Linked DNA regions of Mus musculus: region 2 is linked to region 1. A link is a loop called in an ENCODE intact Hi-C map of the cell type or tissue named here. Cell type or tissue: left cerebral cortex. All regions are shown on one strand. Links, peaks and the distances in the headings refer to the core of each region. The heading gives the core; the rest is flanking DNA.

Region 1 (10,819 bases), core at 987-8,986:
GTCCCCATATTGCAGATTGGGAAGTCAAAGCATGAAGACAGAGGTTCTCAGTTGCTCTGGGTGAGCCATAAGCAGCTGCTTGAATGGGGCAATGCCTGTTGTCGTAGGAGAGTCCTTACGTACTACAGCGAGGATATATAACACAGGCAGGAAGATAACTCCACCTTCCGGGGCTCTTGCTTGTTCATGGTTCTCATTTACTTACCCTCAAGCCATCTGAGGCTGGACAGTCCACACTTCTGTTGGTCTGGTCAGGAATGTGAGCCCTGGGGCGGGAGAGATAGCTCAGTGGTTACAAGTACTTGACGGCTTGGCAGAAAACTCAGGTTTGGTTCAGACAACACACATGGCAGCTCACAGCTATCTGTAACTAGGTACAGGGGGTCTGACACCATCTTCTGGCCTCTGCAGGAACCAGGTATGTACGTAGTACACACTCTGTATGCAGACAAACACTCATAAAAATAGATACTTTTTTGTTTAAAAGTGTGAGAGATAAAAGTGGTCAGTTACTTGTCAAGTTTTCTCTACAGTACAAGGTACTGAGACCTCAACCTGGCCTGTCAGGCTCGGGCCTTGGTGCTCTGCCTCCCTGTGCAGCAGAGGGACTTGTCTTGAGAGGACAGAGGCAGGACTTCACACTGGAGTTCATTCATGTTGTTCTTCTAAAAGCCAAGTCAGGATGGATGGAGCTAGGGCCACAGTCTCCCAAAGTAACGAGCTACCCGTGGCTGTGTTTTAAGGAACCCTCTGCTGCACTGCCAAGGCTCAGTTTGTTTGAGAGTAAGTAAAGTTACTAGGATTAGTGATGTCCATGATTTCCAGACTGAGTTGCCCATTGCTGGGTGAGCTATCATTTGATCTTTTATATGATGTGTGTGTGTGTGTGTGTGTGTGTGTGTGTGTGTATACAATGACATATATATGTGCGTATGATTGAAGGTTCGTGTTCACCGTTGTGAGCATTTAGAGGTCAGAGGACAACCTCAGGCATTAGCCTTTACTTGTTTACTCTTCCCGTAGCCTGTTCTAGAACCTGCTATGGACCTTACTCTTGGGGCAGGAAACTGTTTGCCAGCTTGTGCAGACAATGGACCGTATTACTCGATCACAGTGATGAGTGTGCCCTCAGGGGTGCCCTTTGGCCAAAGCCAGTGTTTAAGACCAAGAAAGTCCTGGACTGGCTGAGAAGACCAACTAAGTTCATCGAGGCAGGACCTTTGACAGGACACACCCTTTGCCCATAGGTCTAGTTTTCCCTCCTTCTTCACTGGAATCACTCTTAAGAAGTGTCCCTGCTGATGGTCCTCTCACTTGCTAGAGCAGGGTCACACCAGAACTGCTGGAAGCTATGTACTTGCAGTTGTGGAATCTGAGGCAATGTGGCCTGCAGCAGATGACCTCTGTCGCAACAAAGGATGGCCTTCGTGGCCAAGGCTTTCCCTTCCCTCTGCCTAGAATTGGCAACTCAACATGGTATCTAATAAACCAGGACACTGAGTCCAGGTGACTCAAAGGTTGATTCACGCCCATATTTTACAGAACTATTGTCCCAGACTTCTTTGTGGGTCAAGAGCCATGGGACCCAGCTGGTGACTGGTCCACCTTCCCCGCGTGGTTGAAATCAAGAAATGCCAGAAAAGTCAATCGGTAAGTTTCCAAGAGGCTTGGTTTTGTACTGGATGTAGCCCAGGGAGGGAACAGACAAGCTGAGCTCCTGCCTTCCCTCTCTCCCTCTCCCTCCCCCACCATGACTTCACTTGGCTCTAGATGAAGTCCTTCCAACAGCATGATGGGAAAGAGTTTTGGTCCAGCACACTATAGGATGGAGGCTGATACATGCTCTTTGCCACACTGCCCCAGCAAGCACAGCTGCTCATTTCCTTAGAAGTGATGAATTCAAAGTCCTGTGTCCACCTAAGTCCTTGGTTGCAAGTGATAGAACACCTATCCCAAGTGGATCAGCAGTTAAAAGAGATATTGATTTATAGAACCAAAGAAAGTAGTTTGGGATCAAGTGGGAAGTGGCCCAGCTCTCATCTGTCCATCACAGCTCTGCCCCACTTCCTGTATGCTGGCTTCATCCTCAGGAAAGTCCCCACCTCAGCGGCAGCCCATTGGTCCATAGCCTCTCTCCCAGCAACCTGGAGAGCATCATCCCCCACCCCGTTGGCTCTGTAGTCCATCCTGAAAACTCATTCTGATGAGGAGATTGCTCTTCTCTGATTGGTTAGCTATAAGCTTCTCTGATTGGTCAGCTACAAGCTGCAGAGATTTAGTTTACCCCAAATTCTACATTCTACCATGAACTTGTTGCTATTGTTGTTGTTTTTTATAGTAACAGAACAAAGACAGATTCAAAATCAAGACACTTTCCAAAGACATTGGTGGAAACATTAATTGGGCGGTTGCAGCAGAGTAATCTCAGCTATGAGACCCAGATGTGATCTGATAGCATTCTTAGATCTTTGATTGGTGGAGTACACAATTTTGTTGAGTTGATACATTCCAAAGGTTTTTTTTTTTCTCTTTTAATCTACTTATCAGGGTGATAGGTTTGACTTTATCTGCTAATTACAGGAGTTCGAGCCAACACACAGGGGCAAAGAATGGCTCACTAATGGGCTAAAGGTAGCTCAAGATAAACTGTGATCGGGCTCCAGACCTGCAACATCCCAGACTCCTTATAGCCACTGAGTTTTAAGCAGTCAGTGAGCCTTGATGTCACAGCTCCTTTCTAGGAAATTCTGGCTCTCACCACCAGAGAAATCACAAACATCAAGTACTATTCACTGAGACATTCCAGTTACCAGCGACCCTGAGGGTCCGCCCGGGCAGCTCTGTCTGCAATGCCTTTCTCTTTCTGTTCTAGGGAGGTTGATGCTGTCTTGAGGTATCTGAGACAACAGTGTCATGCTCAGAAGATTGGCATTGTGGGCTTCTGCTGGGGGGGTGTTGTGGTGCACCAAGTGATGACGGCATACCCGGACATCAGGGCGGGGGTGTCTGTCTATGGTAAGTGCCCAGCACATTTTACTCAGGGAAAGCAGGGGAAGGTTGAGTGACAGGCTTCTCCCACATGCTGCAATACAAAACCCGATGGCGTGTGGTAAACCAGCTTAGCATGGTTTTCAGAATCTAAAAATAGAGCTGGGGAGATGGCTCTGTCAGTATAGCTCTTGTCTTGCAAGTGTGAGATGCTGAATTTGGTCCCCAGAATTCATGCTAAGAGAGAAAGGGACAGGTGATATTCTGGGCTTTACTGGTCACTTTGCCTAGCCTACTTGATAAGTTCTAGATCCTGTCTCAAAAATCTAGGTGGAAAGGCTCCCTTAGGAACATGTCCAAGGTTGTCATCTGACCTCTCATGTGTATGTGCACCCGTTCACAAGTCTGTGCGTACTCATGTGCGCGTGCGCGTGCGCACACACACACATACACACTCACGCATGCAAACCACAAACAGCAACTTTAACTTTCTTTTTAATTAGCAGATTTTTGTTTTTGTTTTCGAGACAGGGTTTCTCTGTGTAGCCCTGGCTGTCCTGGAACTCACTCTGCAGAGCAGGCTGGCCTCGAACTCAGAAATCCACCTGCCTCTGCCTCCCGAGTCTGGTATGGGCATGCATGTCATGCCCATGTGTGTGCCCTGGTGCTTACAAAGGCCAGCAGAGGTTGTCAGATCCCCTGTGCTTAATGTTGTGAGTCGCGATGTGGGTGCTGGGAATTGAATATGGGTCCTCTGGAAGAGGAGCCAGTGCTCCTACCTGCTGAGCCATCTCTTCAGCCCCAACATTTACATTTTAGCCAACAGGAAACAAAGTTGTTTTTACTATGAGATAAGAACCCTTTATCGGTTGACAGAAACAGCACACTGAATGTACAATTCAAAAGCATCCAGACTAAAATATGCCAAAAACAAATATAGGAAAGTTGACTGCTCTTTCAAAGTTACACATTCACAAGCTGTTTCTATCTGGCGCTTGAACTCCCGGACATGGTGTTTCATCTTCTATTAGCACTAAGGAAAAAAAACAAAACAAAACAAAATATTTTCTTACACAAAAGGAGATAAAGTGAGGCATGGTACTTGTGACCCCAGTACTTGGGAGGCTGAAGCAGAATTGAAAAGTTTGGGCCAGCATGAGCTACATAGTGAGAGCTAGTCTTACATAAAACAAATGCAATAAATCACTAGTACGAGACCAGCCAATTTTCAGGCCAATGGTGTCTATGGGTAAATTAAAAGGTGGTCCTGGATGCATGCCTTTCTAGCGCCACCTGCTGGCTGCTGCTGTGCATGTGAGTGGCAGGTTATGGCAGGAAAAAGAGACATCCACTGAATGTCCAGACCTATTATCTGGCTTTGTCAGAGTTGTGCAGGGAGGACTGATATCCCTTCAATGGCTCGACGTCTTCTGGAGAGGAGTCACAGGGAGGAGAGACACTGTGTGTTACTTAGCTCTGCTCTCACAGTGGCAGGAAGCAGGAAAAAAGTTGTTTTTCCTTTCATCTTTTAAAATCATTGATCATGTGTGCCTGCACACAACAATGCCTGTGTGGAAGCCAGAGAACAACTTGATGTGGGTTCTGGGATCAGGCTTGTGGGGCAAGTGAGCCAGCTCACTAGTCCTTTCCTGCCCATTCTCCCAACAGAGCATGGACTTGCCTTTTTCCAACCAAAGGCACCAGTGGGCTGCCCTAAGCCTGGCAGAACAATACTTTGCACAAATTAACCTTTAGGATGTTCAGGCAAGGATGAGCAATAAAACATATACAATAACCTGTAGACACGTAGACCCTGTCTCTTTGGGGTCCTGTTTGAATAATAACTTGGTCCAATGGTTGTTCTTCTTATAAAACTGTCTAAAAATTAAAAAAAAGGAAAAAAGAAAAAAAAAAAGGTTGGGCAGTGGTGGCACACGCCTGTAATCCCAGCACTTGGGAGGCAGAGGCAGGCGGATTTCTGAGTTTGCGGCCAGCCTGGTCTACAGAGTTCCAGGACAGCCAGGACTGCACAGAGAAACCTTGTCTCAAAAAACCAAAATCAAAAAACCAACCAACCAACCAAACAAACCAAAAAAACGGTCTAGTTTACTGAACATGTGGGGTCCCTGTAGAAAGTTCTAGAGTGGTGGTTTGAAAAACGACCTGATGTATAAAGCCATCTCAGGAGAGAGCAGCATCAAGTTTATTGGCCTGGTTCCTGTTGAACAGGATGCAGAGTAAAAAGATCTGGTTAAATCGGTTGCACATTCTCAGAATCTCATAGGCTAGGCTTCTGTGGGCTTACTAAAAATAACAATACACACACATCTGGGGAGATGGCTAAGGCAGTGAAGTGTTGGCCACCTATCCATGGAGACCTGCATTCAGATCCCTAGCATCTGCATGAAAATCTGCTATGTGTGTGTGTGTCAGGCTTTGCACATGTCACCCCAGGACTGGGCTGGTGGAGACAGATGGGTTCCTCAAGTTCCCTGGCCAGCCAGTGTGCAGAAATCCCTGAGCTCAAAGCTCAATGAGATCCTATGGTGAAAACGAGGAGTGACTTTAAGATACCTGGCCTCCACACTCACAGACACAGGTGCACTAGACCCCATGTGGGCATGCACAAGAAAGCATGCATACCACTTCCACCCCTAACACATGGAAGCAGGTCTCTGACCACATGGTCTACTTTGCAAAACCATACCGAATTCAGGCAGCTTTCTGCAGAAGTCAATGCCCCTCAACTCTTTCTAGGTATCATCAGAGATTCTGAAGATGTTTATAATTTGAAGAACCCAACGTTGTTTATTTTTGCAGAAAATGACACTGTGATTCCACTTGAGCAGGTGAGTAGGCAGCCCTTCATTTGCATATCTAATTGCATAGCATGACATCTTTAGAGAAAGTTTTTTTTTTTTTTAAGATTTATTTATTGGTTATATGTAAGTACACTGTAGCTGTCTTCAGACACTCCAGAAGAGGGAGTCAGATCTCGTTATGGATGGTTGTGAGCCACCATGTGGTTGCTGGGATTTGAACTCCAGACCTTCGGAAGAGCAGTCGGGTGCTCTTACCCACTGAGCCATCTCACCAGCCCGAGAAAGTTTTTTTGTTGTTGCTTTTTTGAGACATGGTTTCTCTGTGTACCCCCTGGCTGTCCTGGAACTCACTCTGTAGACCAGGCTGGCCTTGAAATCAGAAATCTGCCTGCCTCTGCCTTCCAAGTGCTGGGATTACAGGGGTGCGCCACCACTGCCTGGCCGAGAAAGTTTTTAAGAACTAGTTTATTGGTTTTCCAATGATGAACATTTACTGATGGAACTTAAGCCCCGAATGGATCTGTTCAGAATGGCAGCTGAAGGATGTATGTGTTCCTGGTACAGCCTGTTCACTGTGAATGGTTTCCATGGTAATCCACCAGTTACCATAGCCTGAGATGGATTTATTAAGCACAGGAAGATGGTTAGGAAAGTCTAAGTTAAAAGTGGCCATTTGTCAATAAGTCTTAACTAAGATCTCAATACAAATAATTTGCAATAGTCCTAAACTTAAAATCATTTGGTTTGCTTTACTATGGATAATAGTAACACACAGCAGGCCAAGTTTGAATTTGGATCTTTTTCTGGTCTAGTCACCCATGTGTATGGTCTCCGGTTGATAGCTGGGGCAAAGTGCATCTCCCCAGTAGCCCCATAGTCACTAGGGAAATGAGCAATGGTCTCAAAGGGCTGTGCTTGGCTAAGCTAGGATGGTCAGTAGGGCAGCTACAGTGAAAGCCTACCCCACCCTGTGCTGCGGAGGATGGAAGCTTCAAGCATGCCAAGAATGTGTTTTTCTCAGACAAGGATCTCATTATGCAGACCATGCTGGCCTCAGAGATCTGCCTTTCAACTGCAGGCGTTAAAAATGTACGCCACCACGACTTATAAAATTCTGACCTACGGTAGATGTTGGGTCTCAGCTCGTGTAAATCCAAGAGCTTCTAGGGCTGATATGGAGGAGCCATTACGATGCTCTGCAACTCCTCAAAGTGGCCAGGAACTGTTAAAGACAACTCAATGGCTGTGGAGCCTGTTCACTGTCAACTATTGCAATAGGACTCCTTCTCAGTGCAGTGGTGGATGCCATCCACCAGCACTTGGAGGGAAAATAGGAAGCCAGCTCAGTTTACATATTGAGTAAATTCTAGACACCTAGGGCTTTGTAGAGACCAAAGGGCTAAGGTCACATTACCCTCACATTTTTATATATCAACCCCCTCCCATATTAGGTTTCTACACTGACCCAGAAGCTTAAAGAACACTGCATAGTTAATTACCAAGTTAAAACGTTTTCTGGGCAAACTCATGGCTTTGTGCATCGGAAGAGAGAAGACTGCTCCCCTGCTGACAAGCCCTACATCGAGGAGGCAAGGAGGAACCTAATTGAATGGCTGAACAAGTATGTCTAACAGCACCCAAGCACAAGGCAGCTGTTGCCCAAATTTGCCTGAATAATTAACCATCTCTTACTATCCATGATAGCATGACTGTTAGGGGAACTGGGGGCAATTCAGGGACCAGCTAGATTCTCAGATATGGCCTTACATTGGTAATTCAAGTGTTAAAATGTACAAAACCAGGAAGAGCAGTTGTCACTATGTATATTCAACTTCCCCTAATGAGCAGTGTCGACATTCAACCTAATAAAGTGATTTTTAAAACTTGTGAATGCGTAGCTTCACTTTTAAACACTTGTGTCTACATGCCTTTGTGGAGGTCAGAGTTTAACTTGTGGCAATCTTTCCACCACATGGGTCTGAGAAATCACGGGTTACGGGGGCTTGGCGGCACCCCCACCCTGAAGCACCCTGGAGAACAGAAAATGTAAGATTATCATCCTGCTGTGTCCATCAAATTGGTGGAGTGGGAGCAGACTGCACTGCCAAGGAAGGGCCTCCAGACTTAATCAGCTAAGTTCTACTTTTCACAGGATCCACCAAGACAGGTAATTGCTAGGCTGCATGGGCTCTGACCTCCAAGGCAGGCTCAAATTATGACATCCAGCCAAAAAGGTACGTATGCTTCAATTGCTCTCTGAGCATATGCCCAAAGCACAGAACTGTCCAAGCCAGTTCTGACTGGCACCTGAGCTAACTGGCCATTGTCCGAAACTTGGGAGGAACAAGAGGATTCAGTCTCTAGCACTGGTTCCATCAGCCAAGCAGGTGCTGGTGTACTGGTGTACTGTCAACTGTGAAGTAAAACCAGACACCGAGACACCTGAGCTGCTAAAAAAGTATCTGTAGTGTTGTGTTCTACTTCATTACAGTTCTGCGGATGAAGGATGCTGAAAGATATCCCAGGAGTGCAGAACTGTGAGATCAAATCCTCTATCAAGCTCTGAATAAGTGGAAGCAGTTACCAGACAGCTGCTTTTATTCCAGCATCTACAGCTGTGAGAGGACCAGCAGTAACTGCAGACGCAGCACAACAGACACACCCTTTATTTAGTCACAGTGGTAAATGGTACAGTTTATTCTTCAGATTCTCCAGGCTTACGGATGTCATCAATCTTCAGAATCATCCTAACCATCTGGGTGGCAAGAGAGATCTGCTGCTTTTTGCCAATCAAGGTTTCTATGACATGCTGATACTGCATATCTGAAAAACAAAACACAGCACTCAGTCCAGGAGCACACACAAATGTAGTTATCAACAGGTAGCTTCAACCTGTGTTGTCACAACAAAGCCACTGCAGCAGGCAAGTCTGTGCACTCAGCTACTGGGGAGGCCAAGGTGGAGCTGAGGGGCCAGCCTGGGAAATATAGTGGAATTTCATTTCAAAAACAGAAATGGTTTAAGTCTGTGCCATTAGTCAGTCATTGGCAGAGTGGCTTATGGGGCCCCACCTCTCCCTGTTAAACTAGTCGCCCCTGGTGGATTTGGTGTCATCTGTCTTCAGCTGTGCATATGGTTGAAGCAACCAGGCTCCAACCTATGGTCATAGAGACAGTCCTGGCTACACCTAGCAGTTCATCAAACAGAACAAAAGACAGAAGTGTGGGAGATGAACTTATAGGGAGGGAATAGGATGTGAGGGAAAGAGTACTCACAATACATCATATACCAAAGTGCCAAACAATGAAGTAAACATATAATTCATCTATAAAAGAGAGGCTGGAGATGACCCACTGGTCGAGAGAGCATGAGTTCCTAGCACCTACATGACAGCTTACATCCATCTAGTTAACTCCCTGGATCCAATGCACTATTCTGGCTTCCAAGGACACAAGACAAACACATAGTATATATACACTTAAATGCATGCAGACAAAACACTTATTCACATAAAATAAATCTTAGCAAATAAAACCCTAAACTAAACCCCCTAGAGCTGTAGCAGTAAACTGGCCACAATGCCCTATGTCATTTTCGGCTAGATTTTCTAAGTACTGAGGACACGTGCTAGTGGGAACATGGTAGAGCTCATGACTACAAGGAGGCTAGACAGTGACATGACACCCAAAGCACCCAGAGGAACAGGAGTGAAATCAGTAGACAGTTCAACGTCTGCCACCTTCCAAGAGTAGGGCTGCCAAGCGGCTAGAGTTAAAGTTTTCCAAACACTCTGCAGCCATGGGGCAACAGCTAGGTGGCAAGCTGTGAACAGAAACCACTCTGTATGGCAACAACAGGCACCCGGACTGTGGTTAAACTGAGTTGTGTTGCTAAGACTAAGTCCCACAGCAATCAACTCAGACACTAAGACCCAGAACAGCACTGTCCCAGTGCACTGAAGACCTCACTAAGGACAGTCTTGCAGCATGTACCACTCATCTTCCAAGTGGATAGAACTCGCTCCGCTCCTACAGCCCCAACAAGCAACTCACCGTTACTGCCCTTGTGCAAACAGTCAATCCCCAGGGCAGGGTTAGACTCCTTCACCTGTCTGGCTCGAACTTCAGTCATGGTCTGAATGGGATTCATGCCACTATTTTCTGAAAGGGCCATGGGGATGACCTCCAAGGCATCTGCAAAAGCTCTCATGGCATACTGTTCCAAAGTTGGGCACTGGAAAGACACAGGGACAGTAAGTGCACTGGGCAATAGCCAACCCAACAGCTGTTCATAAGCATGCATTGAAAAGTCACTCAGGGCAAGCTTAATAAACTTCCTTTCATCTACAGAATGAAGCTGAGAGGACATAAACACACGAGACCTAGACAGCAGTTCTCACTGCCACTCTGTTACCTTGTCTGCCTCTTGGCTGACTGCCAGGGCGCAGGATATTTCGGCTGCCCCTCCTCCATACACAACACGGTTGTCACGGATGAGGTTCCGGATGACACACAGGGCATCATGGAGAGATCGTTTTGCTTCTTCTATGATCTGGGGAGGAGGCCATGTCTCAGTTCCTCATGCTGGTCCAGAGGAACTGAACCATCTCTCCAGCCCAAGGACAGAATTCTTACCATCTTGTTTCCTCCTCTGATGAAAATGGTCACAGCTCTAGAGTTCTTACACTTCTCGATAACCAGCATTTTGTCTTTTGTAGTGCCAAAGGAGATCTCCTGCACCACACCAGCAAAGCCCAGCTTCTCAGAGGTGAGCTCTGAGAACCGTGGGACAATCCGTCCTCCTGTTGCAATGGCGATCAGCTGTCAGGATGCATCAGAGAGGACAGGCAGATGTAGTCAATGCCAGTGAACTTCCAAAATGGAACCATAAATGAACTACACTTAACCTAGGACCACGTGGTTCATCAGACAGGCTCTGAGGAGGTGGGACCCTAGGTGGGGGCAGGTGCTACCCAGCTCTATTACAGTCAACTTACAACCCGGCCTCTT
Region 2 (10,819 bases), core at 1,853-9,852, 70 kb before region 1:
GTGAATAAGAAAACACATGGGCATAGCTGATTGGTCCAAGGCAACTCAGCTGTGTGTGACCTGAGAAAGCAGTGCTGGGACCAAGGCAATGGCAAACTCCAGGGGTGTCTGTCTGTGTAGAAAGGAGCCTGTGGACAAGGAGAACTGAGGTAGGGAAATCTCCTTAGGGGGCTCAATGCACACCTAGAGAAGACACTGATTTTTTTCAGAAGGCCTCCATCCACCTCAGAGACAAACCAACAAACACAGTGTCATGTATAGACAACCAACTTAAACTCAATCTCCAAAGCTCTGTTTAACACTAATGTGTGGCAGACCTGGATCCTTAGAGTTTGTAGAGTCCCTTCCTTATTTGGAGTCTGACCGGTCAGAACTACCTTCTAACAATCCTGAGTAGTCTCTCTTCACTCACTGATGAGCCAGTTTACAGAGGTCTCTCTTTCTGTTCTTTCTTTCCTTCTTTCTTTTTCTTTTAAGATAGGATCCCATTATGTAGCCCAGGTTAACCTTGAACTCAGTGCTCTCCTGTGACAGTCTCCAAATGCTTCCATACCCAGCTTACAGTAGCATCTGTAGAGAGCACATGATACAATATATTGGATGCTTCCACAGATTTAAAAAAAAAAAAAAAACAGAGCTTTTGTCCTATTAACTAGACATTAAAAACATTGTAAGTATAAACCAGGCTTGGTGGCGCACTCCTTTACTCCTAGCACTTGGGAGACAGAGGCTGGTGGATCTTTGCAGTCAAGGGTAACCACCTGATCTACACAGCAAGTTCCAAGACAGTCAGGGGGACATAGAAGAATTCTGCCTCAAAACAAACAACAACAACAACAAAAACCAAAAAACAAAACCCACTCTTTTAACCAAATTGGGGAATTTAGAAGATCCATTTTATTTTCTAATACAACAAATAAAACTCTTACAAGTCTTTAAAAGTATAAACATATGTTAAAGTCTGACAACTACAGTGTGACCTCTAGAACTCATATTAAAAGCTCCACTCAGTCGCCTGCATCTGCAATTCCAGCACCTATATAGCAAGAAGGGTGATGCAGACAAAAGCCTGGAAGCTCACAGACTGACTACCTAGCCTGGAGCACACAGCACAGCATTCCCCATTTCAATAATCAACTCCTGAAAGTTATCCTGTGACTGCCATACATGCACTGATATACTTGTGAGTGCTTGCTTGCTTGTTTGCTTTCTTCCTTTCTTTTTCTTCTTCCTTTTTTTTTAAAGTTTGAGAACCACCACTCATTAGTAATTGTTCTGATACATCTTTTTGGCTCTTTGGAGGTAGTAGTAGTAGGTGTGCGTGTGCATGTGCGTGTGTGTGTGTGTGTGTGTGTGTGTGTGTGTGTGTGTGTGTGTGAGAGAGAGGGAGAGAAAGAGAATGATAATGACTCTTTCCAAATAGATCTGTAAAGTTATTATTAAGGGCCTCCTACACTCAGACTAAGTCTCTAGGAAAAAAGGAAAGATAACTGTAGACTGCTCATCCATTTCATTTCAGAACCATGGAAATCACCTTTGCAAGTACAAAACAAAATTATATCAAAATGGTAAGTAAGCAACTCCTAAATGGAAATACAAACAAATCAATAAACCCAAGCATTCACCATGGCTAGCCACAAAAAAGAAATGAAGACACTTTAAGACAGCAAAATGGACTAGTGAGGTGGCTCAGCAAGTCAAAGTACTTGCTATGTATGCCTGACAGATGGCTCGAGTCTATTCCTGGTACCACATGTAAAGGTAAAAGAACAGAATAAATGCCTCAAAGTTGTCCTTTGACCTCCACATACAGTGTGTGACCCACCCATGTACACAGATACACACAATAAACAGAAATATTTAATTTTAAAACTAAGAAAGAAAAAAAGAAACCAGCAAGGGGTGGGAGATAGCTACAGAGGCTAACAGCATCTGCTTCTCTTGCAGGGCATGGTTCCCAGTACTCACATCAGACATCTCACAGCTCTAACTCCAGTTCTAGGACACCTGACATTTCTGTACATACTGGCACAGACTACACATTTATACAATCAGGTACACACACATACACAAAATAAAAATAAAGAAATCTTGATCATTATTTTATTTATTTAATGTATGTGAGTACACTATAGTTGTCTTCAATCACACTAGGAGAGGGTATCAGAACCCATTACAGATGGTTGTGAGTCACCATATAGCTGCTGGGAATTGAACTCACAACCTCTGGAAGAACAGTCTGTGCTCTTAACCACTGAGCCATCTCTCCAGCCCAAAATAAAGAAATCTTAATAACAAAATTAAAACCAACAATACACTCATACATCCCTCATAGACTATACTCTAAGACAGAGAGAGGATATACTAAAAAATCCTAAGCATATTTATTAACTGTTAATAAAAAAGCAGAATAGAAATAATATTGTGGTTACTTAAAAACTTACAGGACAAGAGAGCTCCAGTATGTGGCTAAACTTAATGCATACACAAACATAAGAAAACTCACATTAGTGATTTTCTCATCTCATTGGCCCAACCTTTACCACAATGAACAATGCACTGAGAATAGGGGAAAAGGAGAAAACTTAAATAGTATGTCTCAACATTCCCAAACATGAACAACTAATTCAACTTTTACCACTGCACCCAAGGCTAATACATGAAAAAAATATATCCTAGCCCTCCTAGCCAATGAAAGTCCAAGATATCAACCACCTAACTTAGCAAGAACCTAACCCACCAAGATGATTGGTGGGAGGAGGGGAGAGGGCTAATTGTGAATACAACTTCCACAAAGAAGAAGCCACTTTTCAGCCAGACAGTGGTGGTACACACCTTTAATCCCAGCACTTGGGAGGCAGAGGCAGGTGGATCTCTGAGTTCGAGGCCAGCCTGGTCTACAAAGTGAGTTCCAGGACAGCCAGGGCTACAGAGAAACCCTGTTTCGGGGGAAAAGAAAAAAGAAAAGACTCCAAGCATTTTAATAAGAACCTGAGGCAAAAATATCCATGATACAATGGAAAATCCACTCATACCAAGCATAAGGAAAACCCCAGCCTAAATTAAAAACCACAGCCAATAGATGTTGCAGCTATCATAAAAATGGTCCTGTGAACAATGACAAACAAATCTGGGAGATAAGAAACATCAAGTTTCCACAGAGACATGGAAGAGAAAGAACCCATTGTACAAAAACCAAAACATTTATTGAAAAATATATAGTGGGCTGGTGAAATGGCTCAGTGGGTAAGAGCACCCGACTGCTCTTCCGAAGGTCCGGAGTTCAAATCCCAGCAACCACATGGTGGCTCACAACCATCCGTAACGAGATCTGACTCCCTCTTCTGGAGTGTCTGAAGACAGCTACAGTGTACTTACATATAATAAGTAAATAAATCTTAAAAAAAAAGAAAAATATATAGTGAATTTAAGATTTGACAATATCAATAGAGATTTCTCAATCTCAATAGAGAGAATAGTTGTAAAGTCCTTATAAAGACTTCAGTGATTATAACAAAGTGTTATGCTTTTGGCCGCAGCATTAAGGAAGTAAACAAAATTCACACACAAAACTCTTTTCTTATCCACAGGAAACAAATACCAAGAACAGAGAGTACTTGAAACGAAGAACAATGCCAAACCCTATGCCTTTCTTATATGCACAAATTAATGTAGGAGCACTCAAAACATACACACAGGGTAACAGCAAAGAGTGAGTAACAACAAGAAACAGGCAATTATAATACATGGTTACAAACTCACAAACATCACTAATAATTAAGCAAAGTGAGGAATCTCTGCACACGAGTGTCATGATAGATAGCATCAGAGTTGATCTGATAACTCTGGTAACCCAGGGACTTAATGGGTGGGCAGCATAAACAGGGCAGAAGCACCACATGGAGGGAGCCTGACTCAGCCTAAACACAGCTCAAGAGGAAGAACAAGTACCAGTCCTCACCATGGGACATACACACATTAGAGTTGAATCTATCTGTTTCCTTACCTTATTTTTATTGTATAAAAACAATGATAGGCAAGATCTCAAGTAGGAGGATCCACTAACAGGAATTCTAATATTGCACTGTTTCCAACCAGTTATATAATAAAGTACAAATTAATGCAAGAGTTAACAATCATTCTCTGCTGCTAATAATATAAGATTTACTCAAGCAAGTGCCTTTTCAACTAGCTTTGTTCATGCTCAGGTGTATGTATATAACTGGCTATGTGTTATGTGGATAAAAACAGAACCATGAACACACCAGGAAATTTTCTATCAATTATAATACACAAAATTCTTTAAATAGTTTTAAATTTTCTAAACCATACCAAGTGAAAATATATTCTACTAAAGTATAAAACAATCACATTTCCATTAATATTACGGAGACATGATTAAAGAAAACAAAAAATGTTTTCAAAACATTCTGAGTACAGTTACCCATTCTCTGTAGAACAGAAATTTTTAATTGTGGAGTCTGACACACATCCTTAATTAGATCTTAGGATCTTAGGAGAAAGTAAATTAATTTTCTACTCTGTTATGGTGCGCCACCACACCCAGCTTGTTGTGGTGGTTTTATAAAGATTTATATTTATGAATGTTTTGCCTGAATGTATGTGCACCATGTGCAAGGATGGTTACAAGCACCGTGAGGGTACTTATAACCAAATACATGTCCTCTGGAAAAGCAGCAAGTGCTCTTAACCACCGAACCAACTGTTCAGCCAGTCTTTCAAGGTATTAAAAAACAAAACTAAGAACACTCAAGGTTCAAGATACCTTTCAAGAATAGCCAGGCGCATGCCTTTAATCCCAGCACTTGGGAGGCAGAGGCAGGTGGATTTCTGAGTTCAAGGCCAGCCTGGTCTACAAAGTGAGTTCCAGGACAGCCAGGGCTTTACAGAGAAACCCTGTCTCGAAAAACCAAAAAAAAAAAAAAAAAAAAAAAAAAAAATTGTGTGTGCAAGCATGTGTGCATGTAGTGTGGATCTCATATGTAGAAAACATAGAACAATTTGAAACAGTCAGGTCTCCCCTTCCATCATGTGGATCCCAGAAAAAGGACCCAGGTTATCAGCTTTGGTGGCAAGTACCTTTACCTGGTGTGTCATCTCACCTGCCTTGTCATGGTACTTCTAAAAATAAATCCAAACAGATGTTTTATTATTCCTGAGGTATATCTTAGGAAAGTAACTGACTTTTCAGGGAAAGCAGGAGAGTGCCAATACTGTTTAAGATAAAGTACCATGCAACCCAGGCTGGCCTCAAATTCACTACATAGTTGAGACTGCCCTTTGAATTGTTGCTCTTCCTACCTCCATCTCCTGAGTCCCTTGTGTCCTTTGTTCATATAAATATTATCTAGTTGTAGGTGCATGCATGTTCATGCAGAGATATTCAAAGACCAGAAGAGGGCATTATATCCCTTGGAGATGGACTAATGTGTTACCGAGAAGTGCTCAAAGTGGGTCCTAAGAACTAAACTCTAGACCTGGGAAGAACATCAAACACCCTGACCATTAGTCATCTCTCCAGCCCCATCACATGTCTTTTAACTACTATTTGACACAACATACTAAGAGAGTATCTTTACCATTTATTCCTTCAACTTTGTTGTGCTCTCCCATTTGTACTGCATGTGTTCCTATAGTGAAACGCATTACTGAATGTAGATTAAAAAAAAATAACTAGGTAGTACAGCAGCTAATCACAAAGATTTATTACTAGCCAAGCTGAACATCTCCAAATACTCTACCAAGTTGTGTCCTGTCTTCCACAGAAGCAATGGGACTAGACATACCATTGTGCTGGCTTTGGTTGAGGCTTTGTTGAGGCTCTGGACCTAGGTCCTCATACAGGGCAAGCATTTACCTACTGAGCCATCTATCCAGTCCTGTTTATTTTCCTTTGAAAATTATTTATTTAAAATGATTTGAACATCTCTCAGTTCTGTCAATGATAAATGTGGTGATTCCAGAATTTACTGTCATTACTAATAGACAACAGTCAGACTTACAGAAGTTATGAGAGGAGATTGGAAAAATTCAGCACACATTAATAAGTATCTCTTATTAATGTCTTATTAGGATTTGTTATACTTTCTTAAATTTAATAACCCAATACTGATAAATTATAATTGAAGTCCATTGTTAATTCAAAATCCCTTAGTTTTTACCTAAGGCTCCTTTCCTGCACATTCCATACACACTTAGTGGTCATGTCTCCTTGGGCTTTTTTTTTAAAGCTTTATTTAATTTATATACAATTATAACTGTCTTCAAACACACCAGAAGAGGGTGTCAGATCCCATTACAGATGGTTATGATCCACAATGTGGTTGCTGGGAATTGAACTCAGGGCCCCTGGAAGAGCAGTCAGTGCTCTTAACCGCTGAGCCACCTCTCCAGCCCCCTCCTCGGGCTTCTTTTGATTCTGGGAGTTTCTTACTTTTCCTGATGTTGATGACCATAACTTAAAAAGTATTGTTAAAGGCTACTCTTCAATGCCTTCTACTGAAAACTGACTCATTCCTCATTAGTTTGGAGCAGGAGACCACAAAGGTACACGGCCATTCTTATCACATCCTATCCAGAATATACACAACATGATCCAAATACTGCTGGTCTTGTTTTATCTGGAGGAAATAAACTTTTATTATCTGCCAGTAAAATGTTTACAACTAGTAGCTTCAATCATAATAGGCAAATATTAAAAATATATGATTGAAAATATTACTCTGGATGTCTGTAGTTAGCCTACATGTGTGAAAAGATCTACATTAATTGTATACTTTTCTCTATATGGAATATAATTCCTTTAAAATTGTATGTATTCACAGAAAAATGCAGATTAACAAAACAAAGCAGAAATAAAAAACACATTCTGCTTCTAAATAAAAAACAACAGCTTGCTGGGCAGTGGTGGCACACGCCTATAATCCCAGCACCTGGGAGGCAGAGGCGGGCGGATTTCTGAGTTCGAGGCCAGCCTGGTCTACAAAGTGAGTTCCAGGCTAGCCAGGGATACACAGAGAAACCCTGTTTGGAAAAAAAAAAAAAAAAACAGCTTAAGAAAGAAACTGCAAACACTGGAGTCGTTAGAACTGGTTAGAAAACAGCTAAGGGCTAGTAGGGATGGAGGACACCCAGGAAACAAGATCCAGGAAACAGAGCACAATGGATGCACATATGAACTCAAGAGACTGTGGCAGCAAGCACAGTCCTACTGGGTGGGTCTGAACCAGATAGATTATAGAGCCGAGACAAGCGGATATACGTCCCCACCCCTTACCCAGAAGCTAGCTCCAAACCAAGGGGGGGGGGCTCTCACTGGGAAAGCAAATCACAAGTAAAGACGGGTCCCATGGCCAGCAGTGCCAATACAATGCACTCAGCAGCATCTGTGGGTGGTCTTTGCATCTGTAATGTTGTGTTGGGACTTTTTTTTTTTTCACCTTACAGGTCTTTGCATGTTTTTATGGGATTTCTGTGTGTTCAAACATGTATCTTTCTGCATCTATGTTTCCTGTGCTTTTTTTTGGGGGGGGGGGGGAGACATCTTTTTCTTCTGTTTGGTCCCATTCCAGTTTGTTTTTGTCTTATCTTAGTTTATTATTATTCCTTAGATGCCTGTTTTTCTAAGGAGAGACAGAAAGGGTGTGGATCAGGATGGAAGGGCAGGTGGAGAGGAACTGGAAGAGTTGTGGAAGGGGAAACTGTAATCAGAATATATGGTATTTTAAACAAAATCTATTTTCAACAAAAGAAAAAAGGTGGCTATTTTATTTTTCAAAGTAGTGAGTGTTTTGCTGCTACTTTACTATTATAATAAAATATTTTAGCTGCTCAAATTCTATTTTTAAGCATTCATTTTTGCTAGGTATGGTAGCACTTGGGATGTGGAATGAGTTCACAACTATCCCCATTCCCACAGAAACTTAAAGGCCAACTTAAGTCCTATGACACCCTGTCTCTGATCCCCAAATTCTATGTGAAAATATCTTTTTTTTAAATGTGGATTTAGGAAGCAGGCAACATACAATGTTGAAAACCCCAACCCCCCGGCTGGCCGGCCAGCAAGCAGCTTGGCTGGTAAGGGCATTTGTATTTGAAGCACAGCTTGACCAGCTAAGTCCGATCCCCAAAGCCACATAAAGGGGGAGGGGCGCAAGAAATGACTCTACAGACCTTTTCTCTGACTCCACATCCACACACTATATACATCCATATACACAATAATAAACATTAAAACTCTTATTCCCTATGTATCCCCAAGTTTATTTTCTTACCTTTCTAGATTATATCAATGCAAACAACAACCTTTTCTGCTATTCTTGGTAGCCTGAAAACTACATTTTCTGGCCTCCTGAAAGACTAAATTTGTGTTAAGAGTCTGTCTATAAGGAACACTTTGGAAAGCAAAATGAAGGAAAGAAAGAAATATTGTATAGTTCTGGTTCTAACAACCAGCAGAAACAATTAATTTGCAGGTACAGGGCTCCAACCTATTGCAGAGGTTAAGGACAATTTTGCCAGTAGCTTGGGGAGAAGGCTTAGCTGCAGAAGCTGTAACTATTCTCAGCCTCAAGTCACCCCTCAATTCTTAAGCTCCACCAGCACCCGTTTCTTTTTTTCAGTTCAGTTTTGTCACTAAAGGGTGCTAGCAGGCCCTAGAGAGGAAGGAAGGAGGTGCTTTCCTACTCCTCCTGCACTGTCAATGGGCTTCATCATTTTCTCACCGCCCTACTAACGAAGACCTGACCTACTTCAGACCTTACACAGTCTAAGACTTGGTTTGGTAAGCCATTTATTTTACCAGATCAGTTTAGCTACTCTCTTTAGAATGTCACAAATACAATTTAACTTTCTTTTTTAAAGTACTTTATACACCATGAAGTTAAGTCACAAAGTATTCAAGTCAACATGAGTTGACCATCATCAAGACATCAAGAAACCTTGTAACTATTATCCCACAATGAAGGAGATACACAATCTGTTCAACAGTCCTACCACTGGTAGAGTTGGTTATAGCCCACTCGGCCTCCTTCTGTGTCTTAAAGTCTGCTAAGACCAACAAGAAAGGGGACTAGGCCATGATTCACAACTTGCTGTATCTGGTCCTGACATCCAGCTATAATGTGCGACATTGTCCATGTGGCCTCCTTCTGAATATTAGTTTTGGGGTTTGTTAGCAGGCTGGGAAAGACTGCAAGTGCTCCTGCATCTATCACTTTCTGAGTCTGTTCATCTGTTCCAGTGACAATATTCCCTATGGCTCTTAGTGCGGGAGTCACAATGGGCAGTTCAGTAGCTCCTATTTCTATGTTGAATTTCGTACCCTGTCATGTCCTGTAAATAAAGATTAAGGTTCCATTCTTTACTCTGGGGGAAAAAAAAAAAAAAAAAAACCTTGTAACTGACAGCAGTTCTATCAGGCCTTCCATGCCATGCAACCACTAATCTACTCTACTCAGAAATTTGTCTACAAATGTCTATTTGTCTATTTGACACTCCATACAAAGTGGATCACATAAAATGTGGTCTTTTGCAACTTGTTTCTTCACCTAGCATAATGTTCATGTCGTCCATCCTAGGTGTGCCTTGTTTCTAAGTACTGGCGAATAATGCCCATTCATACACACAACACATTTATTTATCAGATGAGGACATTACTAAGTACCTTTGTAGAAACCATCAAAGCCATCCAACATCCTTCTTGAGAGATCAAACTTGCAGAAGTTTCAACCTAGCCCAAGACCACAAAAAAACCTCCTAGTTAAGTTTTGGGCTTTTCAACTGAGCCTAACATTCTTTTTTAATTAACCCTGATTTACTCAAAGGACTATGGCTCCAAGTTCATTTTCCTGTTGATATTCAGTTATTCCAGCATCATTTATTAAAAAAATATATACTTTCTGAAACCAACTGCCTATGCACATTTTACATATGAAAACACACCATATCATCAGACCAAGAGATTCTTTTTAAAAAAAAAGTTTCAGATTTACTAATTTTATGTTTATGGGTATTTTCCTGCATATATGTCTGTGTAACACATGCACGCTTGGTACCCTTGCAGATTAGAAGAGGGAGTCAGATTCCCTGGAAGTGTAATTACTGATGATTGCGCATCACCATGTGATGCTGGGAAACAAACTGGGTCCTATACTAGAGCAACAAGTGCTCTTAACCTGAGTCATGTCCCCAGCCTAGGCCAAACATTTTAACATCAGACTTAAAGCTTTTAATTTAAAAATTGACATTTTCAGATTCATTATCACTTAAATTTTGACATAGTAACAAACACACAAAACTATCTGAAAATACTTCTCCCTTTTCAATCCAAAGTTTTCACTTAACCAAAACAGGTAAACAGAGTAAATGCAAAAGCCAAGTGAGGATTTGTCTTCTAATAACCCACATATAAAACATCTTCAAAGACTTAAAATACTACTAGACTTTACAGTCAAGATTTTCACCTTGGAAAACATATGTATCATAAAGTTATCCTGTTAGCATGTACTAACATTATTCCTTTTAATGTTTATGTATGTTCTGTATATGTATATACACCACCTACATGCCTGGTAAGAGGGCACTGGATTCCCTGCAGCTAGTGTTACAGGCAGTTCTGAGGCACTGTGTGAGTGACAGGAATTGAACCTAAGTCCCCTGCCAGAGCAGTAAAACTGCTGAGCCTTCTCTCCAGCTCCATCATTACTTTTAAATACTCTTTAACTTTTAAAGGTTGTTTATCAACGCTATCAAAACACCTCAGCAGGTAAAGAGCCCTTGCCACCAAGCCTGACTCCTG

Evidence for each region. Hi-C counts contacts between places; a loop is a spot of excess contacts. Peaks named below come from ENCODE experiments on the same cell type or tissue, not always from the same donor. Only the 100,000 strongest peaks of a DNase experiment are listed, where the experiment ranks them.
Region 2: a loop joins it to region 1, with 4 times the contacts of the local background. A loop is called at or near these places in 19 of 42 quality-filtered maps.

What each region holds. Positions count from the first base shown.
Region 1 is chr15:31,582,423-31,593,241 of GRCm38, forward strand. It overlaps Cmbl (carboxymethylenebutenolidase-like (Pseudomonas)), which reads left to right. Exons shown (of 6, transcript NM_181588.4): 3 at 1,543-1,650; 4 at 2,873-3,015; 5 at 5,746-5,837; 6 at 7,262-7,697. The coding sequence ends at 7,441. Cct5 (chaperonin containing Tcp1, subunit 5 (epsilon)) reads right to left here. Exons shown (of 11, transcript NM_007637.3): 8 at 10,445-10,630; 9 at 10,224-10,361; 10 at 9,863-10,043; 11 at 8,378-8,633. The coding sequence ends at 8,506. Among named protein-coding and RNA genes, the nearest start is that of Cct5, 14 kb to the right of the region's middle. In left cerebral cortex, for the core only: a CTCF peak has its summit at 4,285 (motif pointing left); DNase peaks (open chromatin) are centred at 3,040, 4,274, 6,307, 6,795 and 1 more place; H3K27ac peaks cover 670 bases.
Region 2 is chr15:31,511,956-31,522,774 of GRCm38, forward strand. All of the region lies in intron 1 of Marchf6 (membrane associated ring-CH-type finger 6), which reads right to left. Among named protein-coding and RNA genes, the nearest start is that of Marchf6, 14 kb to the right of the region's middle. In left cerebral cortex, for the core only: a CTCF peak has its summit at 5,419 (motif pointing right); no DNase peak of the experiment used is centred there.